Regions from separate parts of the Mus musculus genome. Here regions 1 and 2 are each linked to region 3. A link is a loop called in an ENCODE intact Hi-C map of the cell type or tissue named here. Cell type or tissue: heart. All regions are shown on one strand. Links, peaks and the distances in the headings refer to the core of each region. The heading gives the core; the rest is flanking DNA.

Region 1 (10,262 bases), core at 1,172-9,171, 350 kb before region 3:
TCTTCCTCTAGAGAGTAAAGTGAGTGTCAAAGGACACACACAGACTGGGAGGTGGTGACATTTCTTCTGGAGAGGCTGGTGGGACCATAGACATGTTTCTCTTAACTATCAGTTATTACCTTCCCCCACCCCCCCGCCCCTGGCCCTGGCCATAATAATTTATAGATTTCCAGTGTCCTTATGCTGTCTTTTCTCTGGCCTACCCCTGGGTCTTTGTTGGGAATGATGTTGTGCATGCACTGCCATGCATCTCTTAGAGCATGTCCTTGTTTAGAAGTGACATGTGACTGTGATCATGGTCCTTCATAAATTATTTTATAAGAAAATAAGTGTATGTGTGTATCTGAATGTGAATGTATGTGGATGTCTGTCTGCATACTCCCATGCAGAGACAGGAAGACACTGATGACTTGTGCAATCACCCCTTGCCTTATTTCCTTGAGATACAAGACAGTCTCTTGGAGCTAAGTAGAGGCTACCAATCCCCAGGGATTCTCCTGTCTCAGTTCCCTGTACAACAGTTACTGACTCACGGGACCACACCCAGCTTTTTTTGTGGGTGTGTGCAAAGCTTCATACTCAGGTCCTCAGGTTTGAACAGCAAGAGCCCTGAAGTCCACTGAGCCAAGTCTCCAGTCCCAGTGTTAAGGACTGTTGTTATATTCTACTATCATTTACTTTTTAAACTTGTTACTGTGGTTGAGCAGGTATAACATAAAAAGTAATGTTTTTCCTTGTTCACGTATGTTCAGTGGCATTAAGTACACTCAGAATATTGCATAACAATTACCACCTTCCCTCTCCAGAACTCTCCCATTTTTTTCCCCTGAAACTCTGTAGCAGTTAAACATACTTATCTCCACACCCTTGTGCTTTCTGTCTCTGAACTGAACTGTCCCCACACACTGCTTAAGTGTTTGATTATAAGTGGAGTCATGCCACACCTGTCTCTTTGTAATGCACTTGTTTTACTTAGTATGATAGCCTCAACTGTCAATGATGTGTCAAGGCTGGAATTTTCTTCTTGAAGGCAAAACAGTATTCAACTCTGTGTGTGTAGCACTTAGCTTACTTAGATTATTTCCATGTTGTGATTGTTGTGAATAATGTTGCTACACTCATGGTACTTCTAGTCAAGTTCCTGCTTTTAAATCGTGTGTATGTCCATGTCCATGTCCAGAAGTGGAAATTTGGAGTGACCCCTTGACTGTGGGCAGTGTTTGGGGAGCTGCCATACCACTTCCCATCGCAGTTACAGTGTTTTCCATCATATTCCAGTTCCCCTACATACTGCCAGCAAGTTTGCACTTTAAGCTACATTTCAAATTTGATATTAGAGAGAAAGACCTGGTTTAAGAACATAACATCCGGATCGGGCTAGGAATAATTCTTGTGTACAAACTGTCTTTTCTGCTCATTAGTCTACTTACGATAGAGTAACATTGAGCTTTCCAAAGTGGGAGGGGCTGGGGGAAGAAGCCAGACAAGGTGGCTCACCCTGTAATTCTAGCACTTGGGAGTTAGAGGCAGGAGAATCACCAGTTCCAGGTCATTTCTGGCTGCAGGATCGAGGTCGACCTGAGTGGTTCGTTTAAGGAAATATTTAAGATTACACTGCAACTAATAGTTTGAGAATACTTTCAGGTAGAGTCGTTGCCTCTCAAGTTTACCTTGGGCGTTAGGGAGCAATGGAAAGTTCTTTAAACGTAGATGTTATAGCCCAGTCCTTTGCGTTTTAGGAAGGGTTGTCTAATTGATATGTTGGAGGGGTTAAGCACAGAGAATCCCCACCTACCATCCAACATTTCAGTCACCTCTGTGTCAGAGTACTCGGTGACAGGGACACACTGCCATGGGTTTCTTAGAGCATGTTTCTGCTGAGAAGTGACATCGTACTGTGATCACTGCCTATCATCGTTCATTTTATAAATAATAAACAATTTATGTGCCTTCAGTCAGTCATGTGGCTATTATAATGGACTCAGGAACTGTTTCAGAACTACAGAGGAACTGAGATTGATAATTTCTAGTAAGATAATTTGAGGTTATTAACAGCGAGAGAGCGGTAGGGTATGTTTGCTGTCTTGGTGAGCAGGAGACTGGTCTGTAAGGTCAGTCACTTGATGCAGAGGAGGCTGAACAAGCAAGCTGTTTTCAGCATGCATCAACACTCCTGAAGTTTGAATAGACTCAAAGCATTCTTCAGACACTTATGGTGACGTTTGAGAAAGGAAGACTTAAGAGAACATAGAGTTGTGTGTGTGTTGAATTTTGAAAAGGAACTCTTACTTTCCACTTTCTAGGGAGCACCTTGGTTATTTAGTTGGAACGCTCCCAGGACCCCGCAGCCCAGCCCTGCTTTGCTCCTGTCTGCACTGCTCACTTGCTGTGGGAGCTCACCAGCTGTTTGACTGGCAGGAGCAGGAGTGCTCACTTCAGGAGTTTATAATTCCTGGCTATTCTAGGACAGTTTGCACTTCACCAAGCCTCAGACAGGTCAGGACACTCGCAAAGAGAAGGTTGGAAGACAAAAACGGCAACAGGCCTTGGATTCTCAGCCTTTTAAAACTACTAGTCATTTTTTCAGTTTGGTTGTGAGTGTTTTAGTAATGTGCCTGTAGTACATATTGAGAGTGTTCATCAACCAAGAGGAGTTTAAAATGTCAAAACCTGGAAAAGCTCCTGTGAACCATGGCTTGGTTCCTGTTGATCTCAAAAGTGCAAAAGACCCTCTGCCACATCAGACTGTGATGAAGATATTTAGCATTAGCATTATTGCCCAGGGTCTGCCTTTTTGTCGAAGACGGGTAAGTCTGTAACATTTAAAGCACGACTGTTTATTAAGTGCTGTTTCTCTTCCTGTAAAGCACTGCTTCCGATCGCCTGTGTGTTGTCTGTGAGGAGAGCTAACGATGCTTTGTGTGGCTAGGGAAAACTTACACAGCAAGAGCCGGGCAGGGGCACCCTCTCTGCCTTTCGTCTCCTCTGTTTTTCATGAGATTAGAATCCTGTAAACTTATTTCAAACTGGTAAATGTGAAAACGGTATGTCTTGAAATATGCTGATAAATGTTAGAAAGTTGTGTAGCTTTTATTTTGCTGGGAGGCCAAACTGCTGTTGGTATGTTCCTTACATGTGGGAACGCAGCATCTAGTGCAAAGAACACTCCAGGCAGGTCTGTAGGCTTCTTGGGCCCGTAAAGCTGGGCTATTTTTACAAACTCTTTCATGAATTAAAACTTCATGGGTTAGAAGAGATGTCAGTTGTTTTCTGAAACAGAAGCGGCACATGGTTGGGTGATATCCCGAATGTCTTGGACTTTGCAGCACTCGTGTTACTGTATAATCAGCATAAGGTCCAAGGGTGTTTTTCAGTATGACGCACTGGGGCTGTAGTATTAGCAATATGTGTTTCTTCTGACCTAGCTGCTGTTGCCATTTTGAATTATTTACTAGAGTCATGTATTTATACATATGAAATATGTTTATGGTCCTGAACACAGTAGGCCCAAACACATAAGTTTGTTTGTGTGTCTATGTCTGTCTGTCTGTTTCTTTGGAAGTAAATGAGAACTTGTTTAATCAATGTTTTCTGTTCTTACATCTCTTATAGTTACTTTAATTTTTTAACTGCAGGGGACAAGGAGAATAATCCACATCACTAGAAAACACTTTTGTCTGTATAGTGGCATTTACTGAGATATAGGAAAGCTTTGTAATTTTTTTCTAATTAGCTTAGTTCCTTTTGAGTGATTTCAACTTCTATCTTAATAAGTGGCAGCCATGTTGGAAAATGAAGTTAAAACAATGTCTTCTAAATTTTGAAACAAGAACCCAAAGTGCTCTCTTGTCCTATTTCTTCTCTTCTTCCTTTTCTATTTGTTCTGTCTTCATGGTTTCCTTGTCTTTCACCTGTCAGTTTGAAAGCTGCTGTGGAGTGAGGTCACTGCTCGCATTTGAGATTTTACAAGAAGCCTCTGACAGCTGTAATGTCATTCGTAAAATAAGCGATTAGTTTACTCCTTCTGTAAAAGAAAATACCAACACAAATAATTTAAAAGACAAAAATTAGCAAACATAAAAACATATTAAACAATTGAAGTATTAATAGCGAAGTTAATAATGTTCTCTTCTCTTGTTCTTATTTTGTAAAGAACATACGGAGTTTTAGCTTGCAGGAGACTTTATGTCACAGGGCGTTTGTTTGGAAACTGCACAGAAGCTGATCCTGAAGGACCCATTGCCGAGGACCTTGAGGGCTTCCTGCAGGTTTTCTCATGTCACTGCTCTGACATTGCTTAGGTTACGGCCGTGCAGCTGCGTGCCAAGATAAAACTATGTATGGGAATAAAAGTTGTACTAGAAAATTAGAAATAAAGAACATGGCTAACGATTTGAAACAGTCTTAATCAGAATGTCCAGGCTTTGTTTTATAAAAACAGTGTTGAGTGTGGCATGACTCATTGCCTCTGACTCCTGGAAACCTCAGAGTTAGGAGACCTTCTCTTTCCACATTTGGTTACTTTAAATGGATTTTCATTATCTTTGTTAGTTTAGATATTTTAAGTGTTTATGAGAGAACTCTTCTGGAGTACCATATAGTTTGCTCTTATTTTATGCCAGATGTCTTGGAGAGCATCATATCCCTTCCAGAGGTGCTGACTCGGCTGCTATTTGTGGGGAGCTATTGTTTTGAACAAAATCGAAAGCATGACCTATGAAAATTGTGGGAAATTCTTTAAAACTATAATTATAGCTATATTTTTTAACTTTCATCTCTCTCTCTCTTTAAAAGAAAATGTGTTTATCTTATCAAAGTATCATAACTATGAGGGTAGTCTAATTTATCAGTTTTTCTAGGCTCTCACCTAATGTGTGTGAAGATTAAAGTTTTTCGTAACAGTAAATAACAAATAATAAACTAGCTGCTAATCAGTCACTATTGAGTACTTTAGCATTAAGGAACCCATCAGCTAGAATATTTGGTAAAAATCAGTTCCTTAGGGGGCCGGAGCCATAGCTCCATTGTTAATAGTGCAGACTGCTCTCATAATAGTGGCCAAAAGTTTGGTCCCCAGGCGTCAGATGGTGCACAGTCTACCTGTAGTTCATGGCCCACTGGCACCCTCTACTGGACTTCATAAGAACCCACATTCACATTCAGAGACTCCCTGTACACACACACACACACACACACACACACACACACACACACACACACCTCTACCTGCAAAAGTAATCTTAAAAAATAAACTCCATAGGTAATTCTTAATATAAAGAAGATTTGGGGCTTTAACTTATAATTTTAAGAAGCTCTGATTATCCTTTAGGAGAACAGAAATGATGTACGAGTTGCTTTATTTTCCCTTGAAACTGGAATGCTTTTAATTATGGTAGTACCATCAGTAACATTCTAAAATTCCAGTTTCATTATTTTTCTACATTTTGGTCACATCTAAAATAAGAATGCAGAATTGATTTTTCTTTTTAGCAAGAGAAATATTGGTGAATCTTATTGTTAGTATATTAGAAGAAAACCATTCTTACAGCTAATATTAGAATGTATAAATCTCACTTATTCACTCATTCCAGCTTTGGAACACTCAAGTATCTAGACTGTTCCTGTAGAATTTCTCTTATGTGTTACTCTTTTGATAGGCAGTTGTTGGTTTAGATCAGATTCTTAAACATCTGGTGTGCTCATTCAGCGTGGAAGACTAAGTGGGGTAGGGCTTGGGCGCAGGCAGTGAGTGTGGGAAAACACTCACAGGTCCTTCTCTGTTGTTCATTGTGTTTATGTTTTGAGACAGTCTTACTGGACAGCTCAGGCTGGCCTTGAACTAGAAATTCTTCTGCTGTACCCTTTCTAGTAGCAGGCTTTGGTTGTGTGTATCACCATGTTTGACTTTAAAGAGCCCAGTAAGTAGCCTAGGAACTGTGTTACTGGGTGACTACTATCATGAGCCATTTCGGTCCTTATTGACTTAAGTGTGAGCTGAATGCTGTAGACCAGGGACTCAAACAGGTGAGTCTCCCAGTTTTTGTGGTGATCCTGAGCAGTGATCTTACCTCCTGGCATTCCACTATCTCTGTGGTCTATCTACATACACCTTTTCCTAACATGCTTGGCACTTTTCAGCTGCTGTGATAATTAGGTTTGGAAGATAAGTCTGGGAGCATATTACAGTCCATTTGTAATATGCTTAAAATGTCTTGTATAATCACCTTCAAGATTTTTAACTTAAGCTACACATTGAGACAGTTTTACTCATTGAAATTTTGAAATGTTTATGTCAGTGGTTGGATTGTTCTCTGTTGCCTTGTTAGCCAGGGATCACACCTAGTCAGCTGAGTTCACCTGGCAGCCATTGAGACAGGCAGGGCTCCCTCACGTTGGCGCACTGTCCTTCCTGTCCACGGCCTCAGTCAGTGCTTTGGACAAGGACAAAGTGACACAGCACCTCTTCAGCAACATTGCTTTGGTTTAGGATTTGTTCTTAATCACTGTGCCATTAATAGAGACAAAGCTGTATTAAAATTTTTAGTGTTTTTTCAAATATAACCTAATGGGCTGTTGGTTTTGTATGTATAGACTTCAGTTAGTTTAGGTTGTATATAATTTTAATCTTGTTCTTTTAGTGGACTTTAGACCAGCCAGTTAATTTTTCAGAAAAGGCCTGCCATAATTATTAAGAAAATGTATTGGGTTTTTGTTTGTTTATTTTTTTGTTTTGTTTTGTTTTTAGGAAGAATGTCTAATGATCCCGTTTATAGTAAAATTTTCATATGTATAGAGATTTTTTTTGTGTGTGTTACTAAAAACTGTACCACAATCGTGAAGGCCTTTCTTGGTAAAGCAAAAGTATGAATTCTGAATTTAGAAATGTGATATCTCCCCAAATTATCTGGATTGAGTAGCTTATGTAGTAAATTTTATTTTCATTGAACAACTTACATCTCAAAAATAGGACATGCTTATTGTATGCAAAATAAAATACTTTCTTTATAACTTCCTAAATTATTAGTAATTTTACTGCTCAGAAACAACCAAAACAATAATTTTAAATATTTAATTATTTTTACGCAAAATTGGCAGTTAGACCCATTCTTACTGTATTGCTTGTGTTTCTCCAAGACTGTGAGTACTGGTAAGTGTCTGATCTGCCACGTGAATGTGGCAGTATTCTTCTTCTTTGCTAATTTGAATAGTGACATGCTTTGGCCATGTGTATACAAAAAATTTTTAGTCATATTATTATGCACAGATTTGTAGATGTAGGATTACTTGGTAAAGAATTAACTTTATTCTGTTCTTGGTAGGTAGTAATGAATTGTTTTACCGAAAATTGTACCAATTTTAAAATACCACAGGGCCCATCTAACCTTACTGTAAAACATATATGTCTGTTTATTCCTATGTAAACATTTTAGGGACATTACACTTAGGTGATGTCAGTTCCAATATTTCCATTAAGTACATGTCATCATACTCCATGAAGAAAGCATAAGAAGAAATCTAAAATTATTTGTTCATAGTGATGATCTTTGTTGTGGAAAAGGACCTTTGCCAGAGACTTGTCACCTGTATTATTTCCAACTGTAAGGATTTTCTACTCTTTTCATAGCTATGTTTCTGTGTCTTTGTCCAAATAGATTGTCCACATGTGTGATTTTAAAAATGTATTTCTGATTCAACATTGTCTGTTTATTGCTGGTCTTCTGATAGATGTCTTGGTTTTTATGTCATATTATACTCTTACACTCCTGGATTTTAGTGAGATATTTTTATAGTATTAATGGTGGCCTCTCCCAAAGTGTACTGCTATTAATAATCTCCACTACGAGAGTCCTTCTCCTGCGAGCTGCAGCAGCTGCCGGAGACACTTGCCTGCTTCTTACCCAGTGTTACTTAGGTCACATCTGCCATAGCTTTGCCCATTAGCCACTTTCTAGGCTTACCCTTCCTCCCTCTCTCTGCTGAGTTCCATTTCCACCATGATTAACTTGACTATCTTAGTTTCAGCAGTTTTCTTGTTTAAGGTGGCCAACTGCAATTCAACTTGGTTTCTACACAGTTCAGTGTCTGTTTCCAGAATGTTCAGCTGAATATATAAACACACACGAGTATCTCTTCAGCAGAGATAAATATAAAACATTTTAACACACATCATCCCCCCTGTGTTACGCATGGATTTTTGTCCCCAGGTTCTTTCAAGACCTCACGGTGGAGCCTGGCTGGCTGGCTGCACCTTCTTCCAGGCGCTGTGCTTCTTTGTGCCCTAGTGGTCCTCGTCCATTATCCTTAACTCCAGTGCACTCGCTGTTCTACCATTGCCCGTGGCCTGGTTTGGGCTGCTCAGTGGTGCTGTGTGACACTTTGTAGAAACACTTGGTGGCTTCAGTTGGGCTATCCACTCAGACCACAGGGGCTGACTCCAATACTTTTTATGCTGCAGGGGATACGCAGGAGAAAGGTAGTGTACAGATTTGTAGGACTGGTTTTGTTGAAAAAGCTGTTAAAGTTGGAGTCTCTTCTAGGAGTTTTCGTACTCTTAGGAGCATGGCATGTTTTTGTTTACTGTGTTTTCAAATGACTATGCAGCTGTGATTTTGAATATTTCATTTTCTAAATTTAACCAAACTCAGATATAGTTTGACACTTAATTTTAAAAGTAATTACTACTTACCAATTTTGAAAGTAAAGGCTAAAACAAAAACTCAGTGTAGTCCTTTAGGAGGTACTTTTAAGAGTCATTTAGGAGGCATGAGGGCTTGAAAATGCCAGAAAAGGCTAAAAGAGACAAAGACCTAATACTCGGAAGACGAAGGTCAGTATTGTGGTAGGAGCTGATCTAGAAACAGCATTGAGTGAGGATATAGAAACATTGTCTTTTGCAAGTTGCTTACCACGTAATATGCAATTTAAAGTCCTACCAGTCTTTTTCTTCCTGAGTACTTTGTACAGACATGAGTGAAGAGAGTAGAAATCAGGAGTTTCCTGGGGAAACTACAGTCTCTAACATGCAAGGCACTGGCTAAAAATAGAAGCTCCTATACAGGTCTATACAAAAATTTAAAGCAAACAAGCAATCAAACAAAACCCTACAACCTTTTAAGCATCTTCCGTCTGTGGTAAAACTTAAACTCATTGTAATACAAAAGGGGAAATGCCTAAGAGGCCCACTGTACAAAGAGGCCAACAGTTAAGAAAGGGCTTCAGGACGAAGACATCCCGAGTTTTGCAGGCAAATAGATGGAACTAGGAAATATCATCCTGAGTGAAGTAACTCAGACCCAAAAAGGCATGCATGGTATGTACTCATCAGTGATATTAGCCAAAAAAAGTGCAGAATATCCAGGATACAGTCCACAGAACACAAAAAGGTTAACAAGCCAAAGGGCCCAAGTGAGGACGCCTCAATCCCACTTGAGAGAGAGAAGAAAGCAATCATGGGGGTGGGGGGGAAAGGGAGGGACATGGGTGAAAATGGGGACAGGGAGAGGAAGAAGGGAACATGACCAAGTATTGGGTGGGGGAAAAGGATTGAAGCCCTGAGAACCAACAGAAAGAATGGAAACAGGCAACCTTGGGTGGTAGGAGATGGGGGTGGGGGTGGGGGACTCTCCAGAATATACCAGGGACCTGGGAGGTGAAGAGACTCTCAGGACTCAAAGGGGAGGGACCTTAGATGAAATACCCTAGAGTGGGGAGAGGGAACTTATAGAGCCCACCTCCAGCAGAAAGATAGACATCAAGTGAGGGATGGAGTTACCATCCAACTGTTTAAAACTCTGACCCATAATTGTTCCTGTCTGAAAGAACTGCAGGGACAAAAATGGAGAAGACCCTGAGGAAAAGGTCCAGTGGCAGGCCCAAAGTGGGGTCCAGCTCAAGGGGAGGTCCCAAGGCCTGATACTATTACTGAGGCTATGGAGTGCTCACAAAAAGGGGCCTATCATGACCACATTCTAAAAGACTCAACAAGTAGCTGAAAGAGTGAGATGTAGATATTTACACCCAACCAATGGACAGAAGCTGCTGGCCCCCGTGGTTGAATTAGGGAAAAGGTGGAAGAAGTTGAGGAGGAGGGTGACCTTATAGGAAGACCAGCAGTCTCAATTAACCTGGACCCCTGAGATCTCTCAGACACTGGACCACCAACCAGGCAGCATACACCAGCTGATATGAGGCCCCCAACACATATACAGCAGAGGACTGCCGGGTCTGGACTCAGTCAGAGAAGATGCACCTAACCCTTAAGA
Region 2 (10,262 bases), core at 1,473-9,472, 160 kb before region 3:
ATGGACTTAATGAGCGCAGTTTACAAAGACCTCTGCAGAAAATCCGAGAAAAAGCATGAGACCAGGAATGGTTACAAGAGAAGTGTCAGGAGGATGAAAGTATAAAAGAAGCTGAGCGTGCAAAACACAAAAAAGATAGTAGAACAGGTCTTAGGCAAGATTAGGGGAGGGAGAGGCCAACCGGGGCTTGAGTGGATGGCAAATGGGTAGACTCTTTATATGGAGAAGTCAGAGTCCTGTGGTAAGTACTTTTGTCTGTTTGCTCCAACAAGAATCACGGTGGAATGGAACAGCATTTAGGAATACGGGCATTGGTAAATGACAATGGGCCAGGGAGTCTTTAAGGGGCATCATGGGTGAGCTCACAGTTGGGTGCAGAGTGCGGCAGTGAATGAATTATGTACCCAGGCAACTTGCAAATGAGATTCTGCAGTCATTACTGGTTGAAATTGGAAGAATCTCAGAGAGTGGAAGAGGAGCTGAAAAAGAAACGCTGGTGAGCACAGTTGCTTATTTTTAGAAACAGAGAGGCAGTTGAGCTCACAGATTTTGCTCTTAGAATCACAGGCAGGGAAGCTGGTTGTCCACCTGGGGTAGGAATTGGTTATTGCTGCCTGAACTATCACTGCCTGACCCTACTTGCCCTTGGGTGTTGGAAGTGAGGTGGCACGGAGTCAACAACACAGACTATGGTAGCAAGTGAGAAACACCGCAAGCTCCTTTAATACCTTCCACTCTTGCCCCATTGGTCCCAAGAAAACATCTCTTCTAAACAGCAGTTGCCGATTGGCCAGCATTGTCTGCTCCAGCAATTCTTGGTCTCTCAGGCAGTCCTCAATTAGGTCCTCCTGCAGGAGGTGCTTTTGCAGCTGTGCTGGGCCCTGGTATTTACATAGAGGTGGTCTTGCTGGTCCTGCTACAGGTTATGGTTTGGATAATTGATGAGCTCCCTGGACAACAGGACAGGCTGTAAGGCAAACCACCATGGGTGGGTCCCAGTTTCTTCTTTTACTCCTTTGATCTCCTTTGGCCTAGGGTCCCCAGAGGTCAACTGAACTGTATGTCTAGATTTCATGAAGTCTCTCATGATGCTGTTGCTGAGGGAAAGAATGATTTAAAACAAACAAACAAACAAACAAACAAAAAAACAAAAAAAACCAGAGGGTGGAAAGAGCCTGTGAGGAGTCATAATCGGCAATCTCCAGCGGGAAGAGCATTTCTAACGGTTTCTACCTCTTTCCTCATTGTCTTGACCAAACATTTTTTATATTATTGTTTTTATTCTAATATTTATTACAAATCCACTGTGTGTCAGGATACATGTTTAAACAACTTTCTCACCTGCATGACTAGACGAAGTCTGATGCTGGCATTTTAGCTTCAGAATACCTGTGTCCCAAGCCACCGCTGTTTACTTACATTGATGGGCTCACTGCAGAAAGAGGGCAGATGGGGAAGACATGGGCTGAGGTCAGGAGGAGCCAGCATGGTTTTTCCAGGGGCACAACTGAAACAGGAAGCAATTTTACTGAGCAAACTGAAGCTCCTGGAGTAAGGTTAACCACAGGACCCCAGGCCCATACAGGATAGGAGGAATGGAAGAGCTTGGCTGTTTGAGTAAGCAAGACCCGGGTGGCAGGAAGCTTAATCTGAGACAATAGCATCGTGAGACAGGCAGAAGCCAAAATAGGAGGAGACAACGCAGTTCCTTAGCTTTTAGTTGGTCTGAAGATATTAGCTAGGGATTTGGACTCATTAGCATAATTTGATGGATTAGCAAGAGGAGTTAGAATTCCTCATCCCATTTTTTTTTGTCTGTCGTATTTTCAGGAACACATTAAGACTCAACCATGGTGGGAGAAAGTCATCAGCAGAGGATGCTGGGAACCATGACTTCCTGGAGGCAGCTCTTCCACAGGAGCGGAGCCAGTGTTCTCAGCGAAAACAGCCAGGACCTACCACCATTCAGGAAACAAATATATGACCCTGCACTCAGCTAGGAAGGGCGAACTTCAGAGGTCCCTGGAGCGCTCTTCCCACACTGGAAAGACAGGAACTGGAAAGGCATTTCCACGAGCGTGCCTTTCAGACTTGACTGTTGCCTACAGCCAGAATTACATGTTGCAGCTCCACCCAGACTGTACATAAGCACACATAGGCTACTGAAACAAGCATTCCAGAAAAATCACTTCCCCTTGTTGGGTTGAAGTGGCTTTGGTTTGGTCTATTCTGTTCTATTCTAGTCTATTCTGTCTAGTTCTGGTCTTTATCAAAGCTATTTAAAAGTGCTTGCCCAGATCATTCATGAAATGATTTCCTGGCTCATTAATGGGTTGTAACTCATAGTTTAAAACACGCTGGAGCTGGGCAGGCAGGTGTGGAGCTATGTCATGCTAGCCATTGCTCCAGATCAGTAGCTCTCAACCTTCCTATGCTGTGACCCTTTTAACACAGTTCCTCATGTTGTAGTGACCCCAACTATAAAATTAATTGGTTGATACTTCATAACTGCAATTTTGCTACTGTTACTGTTACGAATCGCAATGTAAATATCTTATATTTGAGTTATCTGATATGCCAACAGGGTCACAACACACAGGCTGAGAACTCAACACGTGTTTTCTGAGTGTCAGCTTTGTTTTCAGAGCTGGGTCTCCATTAGCAGTCAAGGCAAAAAACTTGTAAAAAACATCTCTGCTTTCATGGAGTTTACACCAGGAGGTCATGTGTAATAATCAGTCTAGATTGTGACAAGTACCAGAACCCAGGGAGAGCAGCAGCTCAGCACAAGGACCACGGGGTGGGTGGTGGGGGTGTCCCTGAGAAAGTGACATTACCTCTGAGGATGACTGGGGATGAGGAGCAAGAAAGAATATTCTAGAAAGAAAGGCAGTTAATATATGAGGGTTGAGAGAAGGCGAGACAAGGGAGAAGTCTCTCTGCTCAGTGTCTTAGGGTTCCTATTGCTGTGAAGAGACACCACGACCTCTGCAACTCTTACAAAGGAAACCATTTATTTGGGGCCAGCTTAAAGTTTCAGAGATTGAGTCCATTACCTTCATGGTGAGAAGCATGGTGCCCTGCAGACAGACATGGTGCTGTAGAAGGAGCAGAGTTCTACCTCTTGATCTGCAGGCAGCAGGAATAGTGTTACACTGGGTGTGGCCTGAGATCCTTAGACCTCAAAGCCCACCTCCTAGTGATGCACTTCCTCCAACAAAGCCATGCCTACCCCAACAAGGTCACACCTCTTACTAGTACCACTTCCATATTTTATTCAAACCACCACACTCAGGAAGTGGGAACTAATCTCAAGAGCAGGGAGAGGTGATTAGAGGAGGGCAGAGATGCAAAGAGATAGGGAAGAACCGATGTAGATAGAGACAAGCTGTGTGCAGAGCAGGGTGAAGGTGACTTGGTACTGCTGGGGAAAGGGAACAAAGATGACCTCAGGTCTTTTGTTTTGAGGAGTTGAAGGTGACAGTGGTGGAGAAGAGAGAAGGTCTTTTCACTCATGAAGCTCTTCCTAGACTCCTTCTAAGAGACTGATGTCTCTGCTTCCTGCTGGGCATCTCTACTTTCACTCGCAGACTTCCACCCCAGTCTTAGTCTTGATTATATTTCTTTGTGTGTAGATGGTGATGGTGATGAGCATGTTCACTGAACATTCTGTCCCAGCCGATACTTTGTGTGACCCTTGCACAGCCTCTTAGTCCAGAAACAGTCCTTTTGGGTGAGTCCAATGCCCAACTACTCTTCTCAGACAGAGCAAATTGTGACCAAGGCAGGTCTCGTGAACATGGTGTTGCTGTTTGGACAGAGCTGTTCTCCAAGCCTCGGCAGTCTGACTCTGGGGTCTATGGTCTTAAGTACTGCTTACATCGTAACTGCTGTCTACCTGTCTTGGATCCTTGAAGTTTGGGACCACTTAGTATTACTAATGCTGTTTTCAAATGCTTCTAGTGCCCAGGACAACTACTGGACTCTAAGAGGCCCTTCCAAGGGTTTGTTAGGGAGAACTGTCGACATAGTGATATTGCTCAGACTTCACAGAGGGCTCAGGATTACTTTTGTAATTCTGACGTAGGGGTTGGCAATGTTTTTCTGTAAGGATACAGGCAGTCAATACTAGGTCTTGCAGGCTGTGGAGGAGGTTCTGTTTCTACTGGGCTCTGACACTGTAGAGCAAAAGCTGTCAGAGACAACGTGGAGACAGTTGGGTGTGACTGAGTGTCAATAAAACTTCATTTACGGATACTGAAATTTGAATCTAATGTAGCTTCATGTCATGAAAGTTCCCTAAGATGTAAAAAAGGTTTGTTGGTTTCCTTGCTTGAGACAGGGTTTCTCTGTGTAACAGCCTTAGCTGTTCTGTAATTCTCTTTGCAGACCAGGCTGGCCTCAAACCTATAGAGATCCTCCTGCCTCTGTCTTCCAAGTGCTGGGATTAAAGGTGTGCACCACCACACCCTGCGTAAAAGGTTCTTACACCTTAAAAATGTAAAAATAATTTAAATTGAGAAATCAATTTTAGCTTTCTGACTATAAAACAGTATTCTGTTTAGATTCGACCTGAGGGCCGTGGTAGGCCAACTCCTACTATGGACAGCAGCTTGGAGCTGGCAGGTGGAAATGCTCTGGACTCTCTGAATTCAAACAGGTTAGGGAGAGGAGCCCAGCAGTCCAGGGCTGCTCCACAGAAGTTTCTCTGGTTAGAACCTCTTAGCCAGGGGCACAGGCATTGTCTGTGGGGATGCAGGGATGGCGGAGGCACACCAGGTGACTTGGAAAGCTTTTCCTCCACTTCTCATGATTCCATGCAGTGACTCCCTGGGCTTTAGAAGAAAACCACAAGAGCTGAACTGATTGGAGGGAAGGTCATTCAGAATTTGCAAAAGAAAAAAAAAAGTCTGAGTTATAAAACGGTTTATAAGAAATGATGCTTCATTGCGTTCAAGGACATTCGGCAATCAAACGAACACTTAACAAAGGGCTGTCAATAATCCATTTGAATTGCACTTCGTATTTGTCAAAGTGCTTTCCAGTACATTATCCCCATTGATCTGGCCAGGCACCCTAGGAGGCAGATAGCCCCATTTTACAGGAGAGGTCACCGTGAACACCTTCACTGAAGGCAGTGGCTCAGAAGGGCTATGGACTCTGCCTTGTAGCCTCCATGACCTGATACAAATGGTGACTTCATATTATGTACATCTATAGCACTAACTCAAGCTTATTTTTAACCCCTGTGAATCTCCTAGACACATGGCCACCTAGCCAGATCAGCATGAGGAATTCATCACACAGCACTAATGAAACACCGAGAGAATTCATGGAGAGTCCTTCCCAGGTCTGAAGGAGGAAAGGTATATCTCAAATGATAAAGGTTTTTTTCCAGGCTTGAGTTTGTTTTTCTTCTGCTAACTTCGTAATTGGGAGGAAGCTCGATACTGAGGGAAGGCACCTCCAGCTTCTGAGCTGTGCTTTCCCTTTGCCTATCACAGCAAGTGTGGCCTGGGGGACATGGTGCACTGCCAGGCAGCCAGCCAGCCAGCCCTAGTGAACTGGGGGGACAAGCCTGTTCTTCTTACCTCCCAGCTCGGGTCTCTCATCAGCATTTCTCTGCCAAATTGGGCTTTGGCACACCTAAAGATGCCTTGGCAAACTTTGCTAATTTCCCAAGAGCAACTTCCTGGTTCTTAATTAGGCCTTTTATTCCTCGATGTCTATATTTAACTGTGCTCCGTTAATGCTGACCTCTTTTGGACAGTGCCAAGAACGTCAGGGAGGTGGCAGTTGAGTCTAGACAGGGCAATTATTCAGATATCTAAGCTCCCCCAACTCATTCTTACAGTGTTACCCCAGGAGGAGACAGTCAGTCACTGAGGGACGCCTTCCTGGGCTCATTAAATAACCACTCTATCTTTCTCTCCACTGTGCCCGGGGAGGCAGAGATCGGCAGTAACCAATGGTGGAGAGTGAGCCAGCTGCAAGATGTCACCCTAGAGCTCAGAGGGACAGAGCATGGAGCACAGAGGGGGAGGTGGGGGTTGAAAAGAAAAAGTCTTTGAGAAAGGCTCTTGATGGTGCAAGGAAACCACAAGGCTATTCATCCCTCCTCGTCTGTAAAATTGGAAATAGCTTAACTTTCTGTGGCAGGAGGCATGGATCCATAGAGCCTGCTGTATTCACACAACGGGGCACAGCTGAGGTGTAAGAAGACAGGTGAAGGAGAGTCATGTGTATCAGCACAGAGAACCCTGAAAACATGGTGGAGCCTCCAAAGTAAGTCACACAGGGTGCTAAGGATATGAAAATATTTGCCAAATTATCAAGTGGCTTGGTAATGATGCTGTATCTTATTTATGGGTAACATGCATGTGCCGCAAGTATTTTTTAAATTATGATAATTAAAATACCTCCAAAGCTGTCCATCCCTTTCTTTTTCTTTTAGAAGAGAAGAGACAGATCAGTGATCAAACAAGAGATAAAGACACAAACTTTTTTTAAAAAGAAAATAAAATGCATGACAATGTCACCAAAGGAGGGAGATCTGTTTACTAGTAGCGTCATAATACTAATACTGTTGACAGATGAGCAGGCTCAGCTCTACACTATGGCCCACAGAAGTCCGAGAAGCTCTTTCTCAGAGACTGCCATTCAGGCAAAGCTGGATCCTTGGCGACACCACGTGAGGAGAGTTCCTGGTGAGCTGGTACAAAGCAGAAGTGGACCCTTTGAGAATAGAGAGAGAGATGTGGGCAGTCCGTTCAGTGTGGCATCTGGGAAGAGGGAACCTCATCTGAGAAAAGGCCTCCATCGGATTGCCCTGTAGGAAAACCTGTGGGGGGGATTTTTCTTGATTAATGATTGTTTGGGAGCCTAGCCCGCTGTGGGTAGAATCATCTGTGGGGAAGATGGTCCTGGGTTGAATAAGAAGGCAGGTTGAGCAAGCCAGGGGGGAGCAAGCCAGTAAACAGCACCCCTCCATGGTCTTTGTTTTAGTTTCTGCCTCTAGTTTTTTGGCCTGCTTGGATTCCTACCTTGGGGTCCATAACCAATGAACTGTGATCCGGACGTGAAAGCCAAATGAAACCTTTGCTCCCCAAGTTGCTTTTGGTCACAGTGTTTTATCACAGCAATAGGAAGCAGACTAGAAATGGACAGGAAAATAATGAGGCACACCGGAGAGGGTGAGCATGGGCTTCTCAAAGAAGAATTGCTCTTCAGTGTGTCCAAATATATGCCGTTCTGGTGGCTCTCAAGTTACAGCCCAGAGTAGCTAGGACATTTTTGTCCCCTCCCTCTTTTTACAAGTGAGATCATTGTATGGTTTTGGGTTGTCTTAGATGGGATTACAGTTAATAAGATAAAGCCAGGGACCACCGGGGTTGCACAAGAGGGTTGGGAAATGTCCTGTCACTACAACAGAGGTTGCTAGTGACAGTCACTGTTGAGATAAGAGAGATAGAGTTCTTACCATGAACCCCCAAAGCAACTGGGCCTGCCAATCATGAGCTGAAGTCTATGAAACTTGTGACGCCCCAAAACTCCCTTTCCTCCTTTTAAGCCTCAAGCATCGAGAACAGAGTAATACAGGGGCCGGTGACTTTTGTCCTCTGAGTTGGTAAGCACAGCACTGGGGACTGGAAATCCAGGAAATGCTGGATGGGTCACAGTTCTAAGTTCAACTAGTACAGGTCTGAAGAGCAGCCTGAGTCTCTGCTACTGTCATAGACCACGGCTGCTTCTCTATCGCCAGCCTCTGGTCCTAACGGCTTTCAGTTGCCCACATGAGGACAGCTTGGACTATGAATGATGGCTGCATGCCTCACACTCCCCTGCATTGAGCAAGAACCTCATCTGAAAAGTTCTTTCACAGCAATGCTTTATTTGTTGTTTGACCAAACGGCCAGGCACCACAGCCTAGCCAGGGAGACTCACAAAATGAGTGTCTATTAACTCTTAGTATCTATATCAGATTACACATCGAAGATATGGACAACAGACCACGTATAAGTCCACAAAACATTTGAAAAAACAAAAATTAATTAACTAATTTAAAATAAAAGGATCTTGGAAACAACTGTAACATTGTCACACTTAGTCAATTAACAGTTGTCCTTGATGTAATCATATATCAAGTGAAATTGACACTTAACTTTTCAATTCTCCCATATGTTACAGTTTTACAATGTATTAGTTTTAGTTGGGCTTCAACTGTGGTCCACACATTGTGATTAGTTAAATAAATGTTTAATTAATATATATGTGTGTGTGTAGTATATATATATATATATATATATATATATATATATATATATATATATATGCACACACACACACATGTATAAGAGTACACTGTCGCTCTCTTAGACATGCCAGAAGAGGGCATTGTATCCTCCATGACAGATAGTTGTTACCTATCATGTGGTTGCTAGGAATTGAACTCAGGACCTCTGGAAAAGCAATCAGTGCTCTTAACCCCTGAGCCATCTCTCCAGCCCCATCCCTCTCTCTTGTAGCTAATTTTAGAATCTCTCATTGGTTCTTTTTGAGGTTCTGACACTGGGTTATATGGGCAGCATTCCCTCAGTATCCTCCATCATGTTTCTCTGTTCTGTTTCCTATAAACTCATTGTTTGATATAGCGGCCTGGGCATACTTTATATAACTGACAGCACGTGCAATCACCCAGGTTGGATGGGAGCTTCTGATGGTGCCATTGAAGGTTATCTAGATCAGGTTGGCCTCTGGACAGTTCTGAGTAGGATTTTGTTGAATGGGTTAACTGCAATAGGAAGGGGCTGGTCCTGCCCTTTTCAAAGGGCAAAGGGCATTCACGGTTCTCTGCTGCCTCCCTGCCCCTGCAATGTGACCAGCTACCTTCCTGTTCCTGCCGTCATGTTTTCTCCGCCATGATGGAATGTACCCTGGAACTGTAGGCCAAAACAGATCTTTCTTCTTTTGGTTGCTTATGTGTGGTACACACACACACACACACACACACACACACACACACACACACATTTATTACAGCAAATAGGCAATCAACTAATACACCCAGCTAGCCATTTTTTTTTTTAAAAATCTCATATTTGCAGGATTTTAAGACCCACTGAAGGGTTCCTTGTTTGCAAATAGACAAAACAAACAAAGCCGGCATGGCTCCCTTATTAGCTGAATGAAACCTAAGATTGCACTGCTGGAATCATTTTGTTTGAATTCTCAATTAAAATGCAAATACTCCTAGGCAAGGAAGAACTTATTAGGCACCCATTCCCCAGTATGGATGCTTTGTAGAGGAGAAACGTGTGTCTTTTCCTCACAGATCACAATGGCATGGCTGGCACCCCTGTTGCACCAGACACGTTTATTTAGTAAAGTTACAGGAGACAGTGAGCCTTTGAGGTGAAGATCAAAGAGCCAAGGAAAGTCTGGTGAAAGAAGCAGCCATTCTTTCCTCTTAGGCATTGCTCCTCTGTCACAAGAGGGACATAGTGGGGAGGTTCTTTTACTGACACCTGCCACATGGGTGGTGGCAGACGGTCTAAAAGTGACCATTTTAGGCCTCCTGACCTTTACCTTGCCACTTGTGTGGAATACCTTCTGTCCTAGTTAGGGCTTCTATTGCCTTGATGAAACACTATGACTAAAAGCAAATTGGAGATGAGAGGATTTATTTGGCTTACACTTCCATATTGTAGTCCATCATTAAAGGAAGTCAGGACAGAAACCTGGAGGCAGGAGCTGATGCAGAAGCTCTGGAACGGTGTTGCTTACTGGCTTGCTCAGCCTGCTTTCTTTTCTTCTTTTTTTTCCCAAAAATTTATTAGATATTTTCATTTACATTTTAAATGTTATCCTGAAAGTTCCCTATACCCTCCCCTCACCCTGCTCCCCTACCCACCCACTCCCACTTCTTGGCCCTGCAATGGAGAAGCTAGAGCTATAGGATGGAACACAGGGCCCCCAATGGAGAAGCTAGAGAAAGCACCCAAGGAGCTGAAGGGGTCTGTAACTCTATAGGTGGAACAACAATATGAACTAACCAGTACCTCCAGAGCTCCATGTCTCAGCCTGCTTTCTTGTAGCACCCAGGACCACCAGCTCAGGGATGGCCTCACTCACAATGGGCTGGGCCCTCCCACATCAATTAAGAAAATGCCTACAGGCCTGCCAGCAGCTCAATCTTATGGAGGCATTTTCTCAATTGAGGTTCCCTCCACTCAAATGACTCTGACTTGTGTCAAGTTGACGTA
Region 3 (10,262 bases), core at 1,127-9,126:
ACAACTTTAAATAAGTGAATCCATTCCATCAACAGGCAGAGTGTAACCAGAAACTGTCTAGATGGATAATCTAATCTCTGCTCAGGTCTCTGTATAGTAAATGCATTGCTGAATATTGGATAGGAATCTTGCTCCATTAAAGGAACAAAACGGTTGTTTTGGTTTTCAGGGGAGAGTTTTGGGGAGGAAAAAGTCATGAAAGGAGCAAAGACCTGTTATATAATGCAAACCCAGAAAGGTCAAGAGACTTAGAAGAGGCATGTCGGTTCATTGAGAATACGGAGGCAGAGTCAGCCCAGTGGTATCCAGCATCATTGTCAGTGTCTCTCTGGTACTGGGAATGAATCAAAGCTTATCAAATAGAGGTTCAGCTTCTGTGATGATCACAGTCTAAACAAGTTATCTATCTGGGGACTAGTTTATATAGCATCTTTTGTATCGATACATTCTCAGAATACTTAGCCCTCTGTATACTTAGCCCTCGGGGGTGGTGGATAGTGTCAGTTACAAACAAGAAACTGCCAAAAAGAGAGGCCCCCACTTGCTGTAGCCCTCAGTCTTTTCCTGAAGCTGACATGGGACCATACTATTTATGGACTGTCAATCACTGGGAAGAACTAGATGGGGTGCTATGGAGAAACACACAGGGTTTACCAGGCATGGTGCCTGTCGTAGAGATGAAAACAAGCATGCTTCCGTTTATTTCCCCCTGCAGCTGCCATTCTATCCTTCCAAAGATCTGTTCTGGGCTTTTGGCAGCAGCAGAGTTGACCTGCAAATCAATTCAACTCCATTCACAGCTCCTAAAACTGACTGTGCCCAGTTCCCCCACACAGGTGAGAGGAAAATATTTACAAGGAGAGAAGATGGCCCTAGGAAAAAGCTGAGTGAGATGAATAGGGAAAGCTGGAGACTGCAGAACTCCATCAGCACCATTATAGGCTGCATGCAGAACTCCATCAGCGCCATTACAGGCTGCAGCCCCTCAGCTACAGCTGAGTGTCTCAACAATCTTATACAAGGCCCTTCAGCACCTGTGGAATGTGCCACTCTTTCCTCATTTCAAGCAGCTATTGCTTCACAAGGACTATTTGGGAACTCTGAACTCTAATATTGATGAGCTGTAACTTTGGCATCTTGGGGGTTCCAGCTGAGAAATACTGTGACATTTCATGCCTCTCCAAAAAAAACTTTTTTTTTTTTTTTTGAGAATAAAATCTCCTTTTGATTGTTAAAGGCAATATTCAGGAACTCGAAAACATCTTTTCTCATATTATCTAATTTGGTGCACTGGAAGAAAGGCCCAGAAAGAGAGAGGTAAGCATGGAAGGTGGGGGTGGGGTGGGAGAGGCCTGCAGCTTGAACTTGACCTGCAAGGGAATTTATTCCTTTGAAGTGGTTTCAGTATTGTGAGGTAGCCATCAGAGAAGACTACTCAGACACTAGTTCAAGCCAATAGAAAGTCTACATTGTCTAGTAGGCAGCCAGCAGCTACACTGGGTGTTTGGAGTCCCAGCGTAATCCTGAGCCTTTCTTTGGGAGAACTCTTAAGCTCAAAAAACACATCATGAATCGAAAGCACTCAGCCAGAAGCAGGACTTACAGAAACCAAAGAGAAAGGTTAGTACATGTAGGGACTTTCCCAGAACTATGGACTGTGATAGATTAGGTCTTCATTCGTGTTTTGGCAGGTGGGGTGACCTACTTGTTGGGTTCCAAGGCCTGATGGTACTTCCATTATGGCGTCAGCCTTGCTAAGGTCTGGGGCCCTGATACATCAGCCCTGATGAAACAGTGGAAGTTGGGGTTCTCCTTCTGGATAATAATAAAAGAATTTAGAAATTGACTCAAATACAAGCTCAAGAAATTTTGTTAGAGTGTGAAAGAAACCCTCAGGCAGGCAACCTGTGAAAACCTCAGCATCTGCCTGGAGGTAGAGATTGGAGGTGAGAAATAAAAATCCCAGAGCAGTTTAAGTCAGCAGGAAGGTCAGGAATGTGGCAGATAAGCAGGCACATGGTGTGGGGGGAGGCTTTAAACAAAGAGCAAGGAAGTACAAAATGTTGGGGGTAGGTTAGGGAGTAGGGGATGGAAGTGGGGTGTAGGAGTGAGGGGATAGGAGGTAGGGGGTTTAAAGTGTTAGGGAAACTGTACTTAAGAAAACATAGAAAAAATGATAAAAGTTACAATTTTCTGAATCACTTTAAAAAGCCATTCAGAAATGTGGGAAAACTTATACCCTTTATGATTGTGGCCCATACACTACTTCAGCCCTGCAAAACACAGGGTTCTGGGAAGCAGAAGTCCAGTCCATCATTAAAGGACAATGCTCTTCAGCATGTTTTAAGGTGAACCCACTTTCCTATCAGTGATCTTTTGGCCAAGTGTAGGACCAGGCACAGCTGAAATGTTAGGTCTCTACTGAAGCCAGAGATTCTCTTTTCTTGACTTTTTTGTTTTTTTGTTTGGGTTTTTTTGTTTGTTTTGTTTTTGTTTTTTGAGACAGGGTTTCTCTGTATAGCCCTGGCTGTCCTGGAACTCACTCTGTAGACCAGGCTGGCCTCGAACTCAGAAATCCGCCTGCCTCTGCCTCCCGAGTGCTGGGATTAAAGGCATGTGCCACCACTTCTCAACTTCTTGACTGAGACTTTTTTTACCCTAATATCACCTACAAGAGGTAACCCTAAAACCATTTAGGAATCAGATCAGAGCCCCCAAACATTGGGTGAGGCTGCCAAGAAGCCCAGTGACCTTTGCTGGTTTCGGCCCAGAAAGAAAGTGGTTCCTTTTCTTTGGTCCACCCTGACCCCAACTGCCTAGCCAATGTCTACCTTCTGAGCTCAGCATTGCTTCTCTGTGCTCCATGCCAGAAGCTGGAGAGAGGATTTCATACTCTACAGACTCATTGATTTTACAGAACTTTTTTTCTATTCTCCTCGTCTTGCAGATTTCAAAATAAATAAGTTCAGAAACATTGATTCTTTGCCAGGGTCACAGCTAACAGAGTGGGGAAACTCCTAAGCCGTCCTTTTGAGAGATGAACAGACGGGAGAGCTGCTCACAGGCAAAGCTACACTTACACCTGCAGAGAAGTGCTCCCACTCCCCTGGAAGAGGAACAGAGGTAAGCTGGCTTTAAGGGGAAGCCTCGGGACCGTGCTGTGTGAAGAACCCCTGTCTCGGGCCTGGTAGGCATGTGGAGGACAGGATCCTTCCAGTCAGACCCTTGCCTCTGTCCCACTGCAGGAGAAAGCAGATCCAGGAATCCACGAAATCCAAGTTCACCCTTAACCTTGCTGTGGAATTGCAGTATGCTCTGTTTCGTGTTCCCTAAATCGTTTGCAACAGGCAGCTGTGCTAGGTCAGAATCTCACAGGGGATTCTGAGATTCCAGACAGGGTAGGGACTGGGAAGAGTACAATTCACATATGTGGAGCATCTGAGGAATTTGGGGGCTAAAAAGAGAAGCTTCTAGATGGAAGTGGCTAAGATTCCTGGACCTTCAAAGGGCTCAGGAACCATCTCCGGTCCATCCTGGTACCTGGGACGGACCTTTTATGGGTATTCAGCTCAACCATCCCATCAGCTGTAAACACATTTTATCCCAACATCCCTGAGAGCCGGGTGCCAATAGCCAACTACTACAGGTGAGAGATAAGAATTTATTTAGTCTTCTCGGCTTTGCCAACCCAGGATTCAAATAAATACCAGCCCTTTGACCCAAATGCGCATGTTTTTGACCACAGTATATGGCCCCTCGTGAATGAATTGATTCTAGAGCTAATGAATACACCAAGGCAGGCTTTTCTGCAACTTACACCCCAACCATTTATGCCTGGGCAATCAGAGTAGCTGAGTTCACCCATAAGGGAGGATACAAAATAGGACTTGAATTGGAACCAGTTACATGAATTAATTTTTGTCTTGGGGTTCTGACAGCAGAATAAACCAAAAAGCCCATAATTCCATGATGAAGTCATATCATTAAAACCCTTGGCAGCTCAGCTATTATTTTACGTAAAATATATGCATGGCTTCTGAGAATTTCTCTCCTCCAGCAAACAGGGCAGGAAAAATATATTAGTAATGGCCACAGTCTCTGCTACCCTGCTGGTATTTATGGGACTTTATTGCTAGGACCGGTGCTGGCTTGGAAGTGGGAAAGGTAAATGGTCTCTATGGTGGGAAACAGTGCACTGGACGCACTTCCAGCAAAACCAGCAACTTCCAATCGCAGCACGGGGCACGCCAACATTCCTGGCACGTCTCTCCCCAAAAGAGAGCCTGGCGCAGTCCACGGAATCTTCTGAGCCCACATCAAAGGCTGTGTGAAGCTCAGTATTTGGGACTTCTCCTTTGCAGCCGGCTCCCTAACGTGGGGTGGGGTCATCTGGGGCAAATAACAAAACATTTTCTCCAAAACGCCATACTTGGAATTCCCTCTTAGGCCTGGGCTCCTTCCACACATACCCAGTGCACACTTTTCCCAGCCCTGCAGTCCTCTGGGTCCTCGCCTGGAGGGTCCCCACCCTTCCACCTGCTGCACACCGCACTGCCCAGCCCAGGCATGAAAGAACTAAAGGGACTGAGCCCGCGACACACCCTGGCTATCTATAGAACATCCCTCTAGTGGTTCTGCTGACAAGTCACTGGAGATCCCTCCTTGGGCTTTATTATGTCACAGGAACCCTGGCTGGAATGCTGAGGATTAAATTCCAAGCCCTTCCCTGTCGGCCGGGCCCCTAGCCAGACACTGAGTTACCATCCGGGCTCTCGGCCGCCCCCTACTGAACATTTTTTGCTTCTTTGTCTAGCACCTGCTGGGTTCAGAGAACCCCCGCTCCCTAAAGGTGTTTTGCTCACTCATCCCAGGGACACCTTTGTATAGTGAGTACACAGATTCAGCCTTCAGATCGGCTTTAATGTCTGTCTCTACTTGTGAATTTGGACAAGCTGCCAATCCCATTTGGCCTAATTGCCTTTACCCAAAGTATACACGAACTCAACTATCAGAGAGAGAAAGGCCGGCCCTAGCTCAAGTCAAGGAAATCGCAAAAATGTCTGTCTTATATGGACTGCCCTACTGTACTCCTCGCCTGTGATGTAGATTTATAGTAAGTGCCACACAGGCCTGCGGAGTTGAATATGTGGGTGAAGATGCAAAAGACATCAGTGGTTTCTAATGCTCAGAGGTCACCTACTTCTGAGCTTGCCAAAGAATAGCCACTGAATCCTATTTCGACATACCAAAGCTGGGGTGAGCAAAATGCTTTGAAAACACCAGTAATATTGACAACATCCGTTTTTAAAACTTCATTTAGTGGTGCTAGGGACTGACCCTAAGGTCCTGTGTATACCAGTGAAGCACTCTGCCACCGAGCTACCTCCCAGGTGTGCTACCTGCCATTTCTCTCTCTCTCTCTCTCTCTCTCTCTCTCTCTCTCTCTCTCTCCTCTCCCCCCCTCTCTCATGTGTGTGTGTGTGTGTGTGTGTGTGTGTGTGTGTGTGTGTGTGTTTGTGTGTGTGTATGTCTCAGTGTGGAGACTAAGTTCATTTTCTTTTGTTGCATTCCAGCCCTTGTTGATTTTTTTTTTAATTTCTAATTTCAGAAGCAGCCCTGGGAAGCAAGTACCTATGTCCTTTAGCAGTGAACATCTTGAGTTTTGGTGACTTGCTTAAGTCCCAGGGTCAAAGAGCTGTGAGTGACTGAATAAGCTATAGGCCTCTTTATGTCTGAATCACTCCTTGACATTTACTTTGATTTTATATGTATGTATGTATGTATGTATGTAAGTATGTATGTATGTATGTGTGTGTATATGTTTTGCCTGCATGTATGTGTATGCACCACACTCATGCATTGCCTTATGAAGTCAATCCTCTGAAACTGGAGTTACACATAGCTCTAAGCTGCCATGTGAGTGCTGGGAATTGAACCCAGGTCCTCTGGAAGAGCAGCAAGTCCTCTCAATAGATGAGCCATATCTCCACACCTGGATCCACTCTTTATGCCCTTTAACCCCTCTAGACCTCCTGTGAATATAAAAAAACAAGTAATAATATCTGCCTCATTTCTTTCACAAGATCAGTCACCTGGAGGAAAGCACTGTGGTCATTGTTACAGACCCCTTCTGGACCCTTCCAAAGGATGGTGAGGAGGGGGAGGGGTTGAGGAGTCATGATCACCAGGAGCCTGCACCTCCCTGAGCTCAGCCCACTTCCCAGAAAAAGAGAAGAAATTATGGGGTTCCAGACATGTTGGGTATAAGCCAAGAGCCCAAGGAGGCTCTGGTTTTCCTAAAAAGGCCACCTAGGTTGGGACAAGCTGGAGGCTCAGAGTGTATCAGATTCCCCTGAGCCTTTCAAAGAGTATGAATGTTTACAGTCACATAGTATTACCACATCCCTGTCTCCATGTCTCTGTCTGTCTCTCTGTCTCTGTCTCTCTGTCTTACACACACACACACACACACACACACACACACACTCCATTCCTCTCTCATAACACTGCTCACTAGTTTCCCACCTTCGCCTAGTAAGTGAAACATGTAAACAAATAATACATTATGTCTGTGTCAACGGGGCGTAGAAGCAGTGACTTTAAAGTGTGGCCCAGGGGGAGAGGAAGTTTACAGAAGACTATGACAGACACCTCAATGTCATTGCCAACAGCATTATTTCATGACCCCAGGAAGCTGGTAGCGTTGTTATTTCTGGAAGAGAAATAACATGTCTTTTTCTTTTTTCTTAAACACCTTATTTTTCTCTTCCTTTAAACAATGTAGATGTTTCCCCATGAATGCAGCATTGTAAAAACAGATTCTCTCTGTCTGTGCCAAAGGCTTCCATGGGGTGACTAAATTCCTGATGGCAGGAGTTTTAGGACCTTCAGATTTGATGAGGTGGACCATCCATCACACCTCTTTTTCTCTGAAGGCCTCTAGCAGATGTAGACCTGGCCTCAGGTAGAAGAAATCCTTCTAAAGAAGGGGCCACAGATCTCACATAGGCCCCAGTCTGAGAAGTCACCCTACACAGGCACAAGAGCCTTAGTCTCTAACGTGTGTGGGAAGGTTCAAATCCTGAGGGCACCACTCATGAATAGTTCATTGGAAGCAAATAATTAAAAGATTTAAAGTTTGCATTTTATAACCATCTTTTCATCTTTCTTGTGGACTCAACTCAATTTTTTGAGTGTCTGGAGAGATGGCTCTGCAGTTAAGAACATTTAGTGCTCTTGTAGAGGGATGACCTGAGTTAGGTTCCCAGTTGGCAGCTCACAACTTGTGGAGAGCCGTGCCGCGAGCAATCGCCATCATAAGTAAACAAGCCTTGTACGCAGGTGCGAGAGTGAACTCACTCCTAGTCACTGCCCATTCTCGGGGCGTAGTAGTGGGGTGATGGGCGAGCAACAAATCAGGAGCTGACATGCCATATCAGGTGCTGAAATGCCATGGCTGAGGGCTATATAAGCGACTCCATTTCCTGGAGTCGGGGTCTCCCTCCTGAGAAGTAAGCAATAAAAGCTTTGCTGCAGAAGATTCCGGTTGTCCCGAGTGTGTTCTTGCCGGCAACTACCATCACACTGGCGCAAGGGAGCGGACGGAACCAGAAGTGCGGGACACGTAAGGCTCTGCAAGGTACGTACAGTCTTGAAATTTCTCCAGAGTTAGACGCCCTTTTGATTGTTTGCACGGAGATTGCACTTTTCCTTTCAGTTTAGTTTTGCTTCCACCGCTGGAACTGCTGACTGGTTCTCAGTTGCAGTCAGGACTGGACAGCGGCAGTATGGGAATCTCCCACTCTGTAGTAGTGGCGTTATGGTCAATCTTGAAGCAGTGTGGCCTGAGAATCGCCACTAAGACTATAGAGGGATTTGTCAGGGAGATAGACCGTGTGGCACCATGGTATAACCTGCCTCATAAGTCATCAACACTTCTCAGGGGTACATACTGTCTATGCTTGGTTTATCTAACTTGTATTAGGGACTACTTTCAGTGTACATACAAATGTTCATGCATCAGAAGCCAGTTTCCTTTAACAGTACGTTCAATTTTGGTGAGCTAATAAACACTTCAACTTAAATAATGGCATTGTTAAGGATCAAATTCCACTATTAGTTTTGTTAACACCACTGGCACACACACTGCATATGTATATATGTATTATCCTAAAATAAAACTCCTCTCAGAATTTCTTTACTTTTTACTATACACCAACTAGTTCATATTTTAGTTTTTTTTACAAAGAAAATGCTAAGAAAATTATAATCACATAATTCCAGATTTCCTTACACATAAGATGGAATGGTCCAGCAGCTATGTCCACTGTCACAGACATTTCTTGGGGTCAGGGTCTCCCTCCTGAGAAGTAAGCAATAAAAGCTTTGCCGCAGAAGATTCCAGTTGTCCTGAGTGTGTTCTTGCCGGCGGGGACAAAAGCTCGGGCAATAACAACTGCCTGTAATTCTAGATCCAGGAGATCTCATATCAACTCCTTGGGCTCCTGTATGTATGTATGTATGTATGTATGTATGTATGTATGTATGTATGTATGTATGTATTGCATAAAAACTCAACTAAAAGCACATTATTTCCAGAGCCCTTTTTATCTGTGGGCTTTTATGAAGTGGAAACTTCTAGTTTCTTTGGAATGTCAGTTACATCAAACGATAGTTTGCTGGAGCCCACAGGTGAAAGGATGCCTTGCTAAAGCAAACACAGGAAAGACTGTCTTCCTGTTTCCTGAAGCAGACATGTGAAAGAGCCAGTGATGAAGGAGTATAAATATGACCCAGCAGATGATGGGAGGTGAGCACTGAGCTTTGGTTTGCTCCGCCTCGGTGTTCTTCACTAAAGGCACGCATGTATTGCTTCACCTTACATAGCACTGTTGAGCTCCACTTGTGCTAACGCTGCCATTGAGAGAAACTTGCATAAGAAAACTTGTGAGGTTCCCGAGGCAGCTTGCTGCCTCCATGATCTCTCCTTAGGCCAGTTGTCCAGTCTGGCAGTTTCTTCAGTGTTGAACTACAGCTGCCTGGGGTCTGCCTGTCTCGAGGACTGGTCTGCAGCTGCTGAATCATATTTGGTGTTTGTTACGGGACTGAACTGCTGCCCAAGAAGATCAAGCTCAATCCCACAGAAGAACTACCGAACAGGTCCACTTCCCCAATATCTTAATAAACGTTTCGCTTCCACTACTTCTGCTGGGTGGTAGGCTAGAGGAGATGTTGAACCCTTATTAAAAATAGGTTGCAAAAAGTTCATGCCTACAATTCTCTGTTTGCCCTCACAAAGCTTGCTCACCAGAGAAGGAGAGGGACCACACAAAAAACTCAGGCAGCCTCCTTCCTCTGAGGGGTTGAAACACAGAGGTGAGATTTCTCTGGGTCCTGCAGTGAGCTGCTAGTCTCGTTGAGAATGATGAGACTGGGCTGGACCTAGGAGGTGTCAGCGGGGTTAGGGGGTACAGAAGGACGCTCTTTAGGTGAAAGGTGGCCCAATCCATACACAAAGAGTTAACAAAGTGGAGGTAGTAGAGATGCTTCTAGAAGAAGCATCCAACGTCCACAGAGGCAAGCAGAGGGTAGAAGCCATGGCAGAGTAGGGAAGCAGAAGGGTTATTGTTGATTGGCTTGCAGGAAAAACAAAGCAACTCCAACCCTAGCAGCTCCAACACTAGGGAGCCTGCGGCGTGACCCAAAAACACACAGGCTACATGGGCAAAGGCAGGGGTTCCTCCAACAGGAGGGAGCTGCTGGAGGAAAACAGAAACTTCCACAAAGGCCCAGCAGCTGCCAAGAGCAGCCTGGCAGCACAAAGCAGACCCCAGGAGCACCAGAAGCAGCACTCGCCTCAAAAGATCCTGGTGAGAACCCAGCTCTGGCAGAGCTGGCCTGTGTCAGGAGCTCACAGAACCACACACGAGTGACACGCCAGACACTGTGCCCAGCCCTTCATGCGCCTCCTCCCGTTCATCTTCACAGCAACCCTCAAGGCAGAGAACTCGTTCTCACGTAGCAGATGAGGGAAGTCAGACACGGCACTGAAGACGGATCTCAGGCGACATTCAAAGTCAGGTCTCGTTCTACAGTCCCTGCTACAGATGGCTTCCCATGCCGATGACCAGATCTACTCACCCTCGATTGTCGTGGTATCGGCTGCTCATCATTTAGCCTATAGAACATTGAACGTTTAGAATATATCCGATGTGCACTCTTCCCATGCGCAACTCTATATAGTTCCTCTGTGAGATGTGCGC

Evidence for each region. Hi-C counts contacts between places; a loop is a spot of excess contacts. Peaks named below come from ENCODE experiments on the same cell type or tissue, not always from the same donor. Only the 100,000 strongest peaks of a DNase experiment are listed, where the experiment ranks them.
Region 1: a loop joins it to region 3, with 6 times the contacts of the local background. A loop is called at or near these places in 13 of 42 quality-filtered maps.
Region 2: it touches region 3 in a loop (1.9-fold over the local background); 2 of 42 quality-filtered maps call a loop at or near these places.

What each region holds. Positions count from the first base shown.
Region 1 is chr3:84,922,993-84,933,254 of GRCm38, forward strand. The region is part of intron 4 of Fbxw7 (F-box and WD-40 domain protein 7); the gene reads left to right. Among named protein-coding and RNA genes, the nearest start is that of Gm40080, 50 kb to the left of the region's middle. In heart, for the core only: a CTCF peak has its summit at 5,113 (motif pointing left); DNase peaks (open chromatin) are centred at 2,389 and 6,399.
Region 2 is chr3:85,110,493-85,120,754 of GRCm38, forward strand. It overlaps Gm31096 (a long non-coding RNA gene), which reads right to left. Exons shown (of 2, transcript XR_003954509.1): 2 at 3,259-4,862. Among named protein-coding and RNA genes, the nearest start is that of Gm31096, 6.4 kb to the right of the region's middle. In heart, for the core only: no CTCF peak of the experiment used is centred there; a DNase peak (open chromatin) is centred at 5,819.
Region 3 is chr3:85,270,619-85,280,880 of GRCm38, forward strand. No RefSeq gene overlaps it. Among named protein-coding and RNA genes, the nearest start is that of 1700036G14Rik, 42 kb to the right of the region's middle. In heart, for the core only: a CTCF peak has its summit at 4,786 (motif pointing left); a DNase peak (open chromatin) is centred at 4,673; H3K27ac peaks cover 2,095 bases.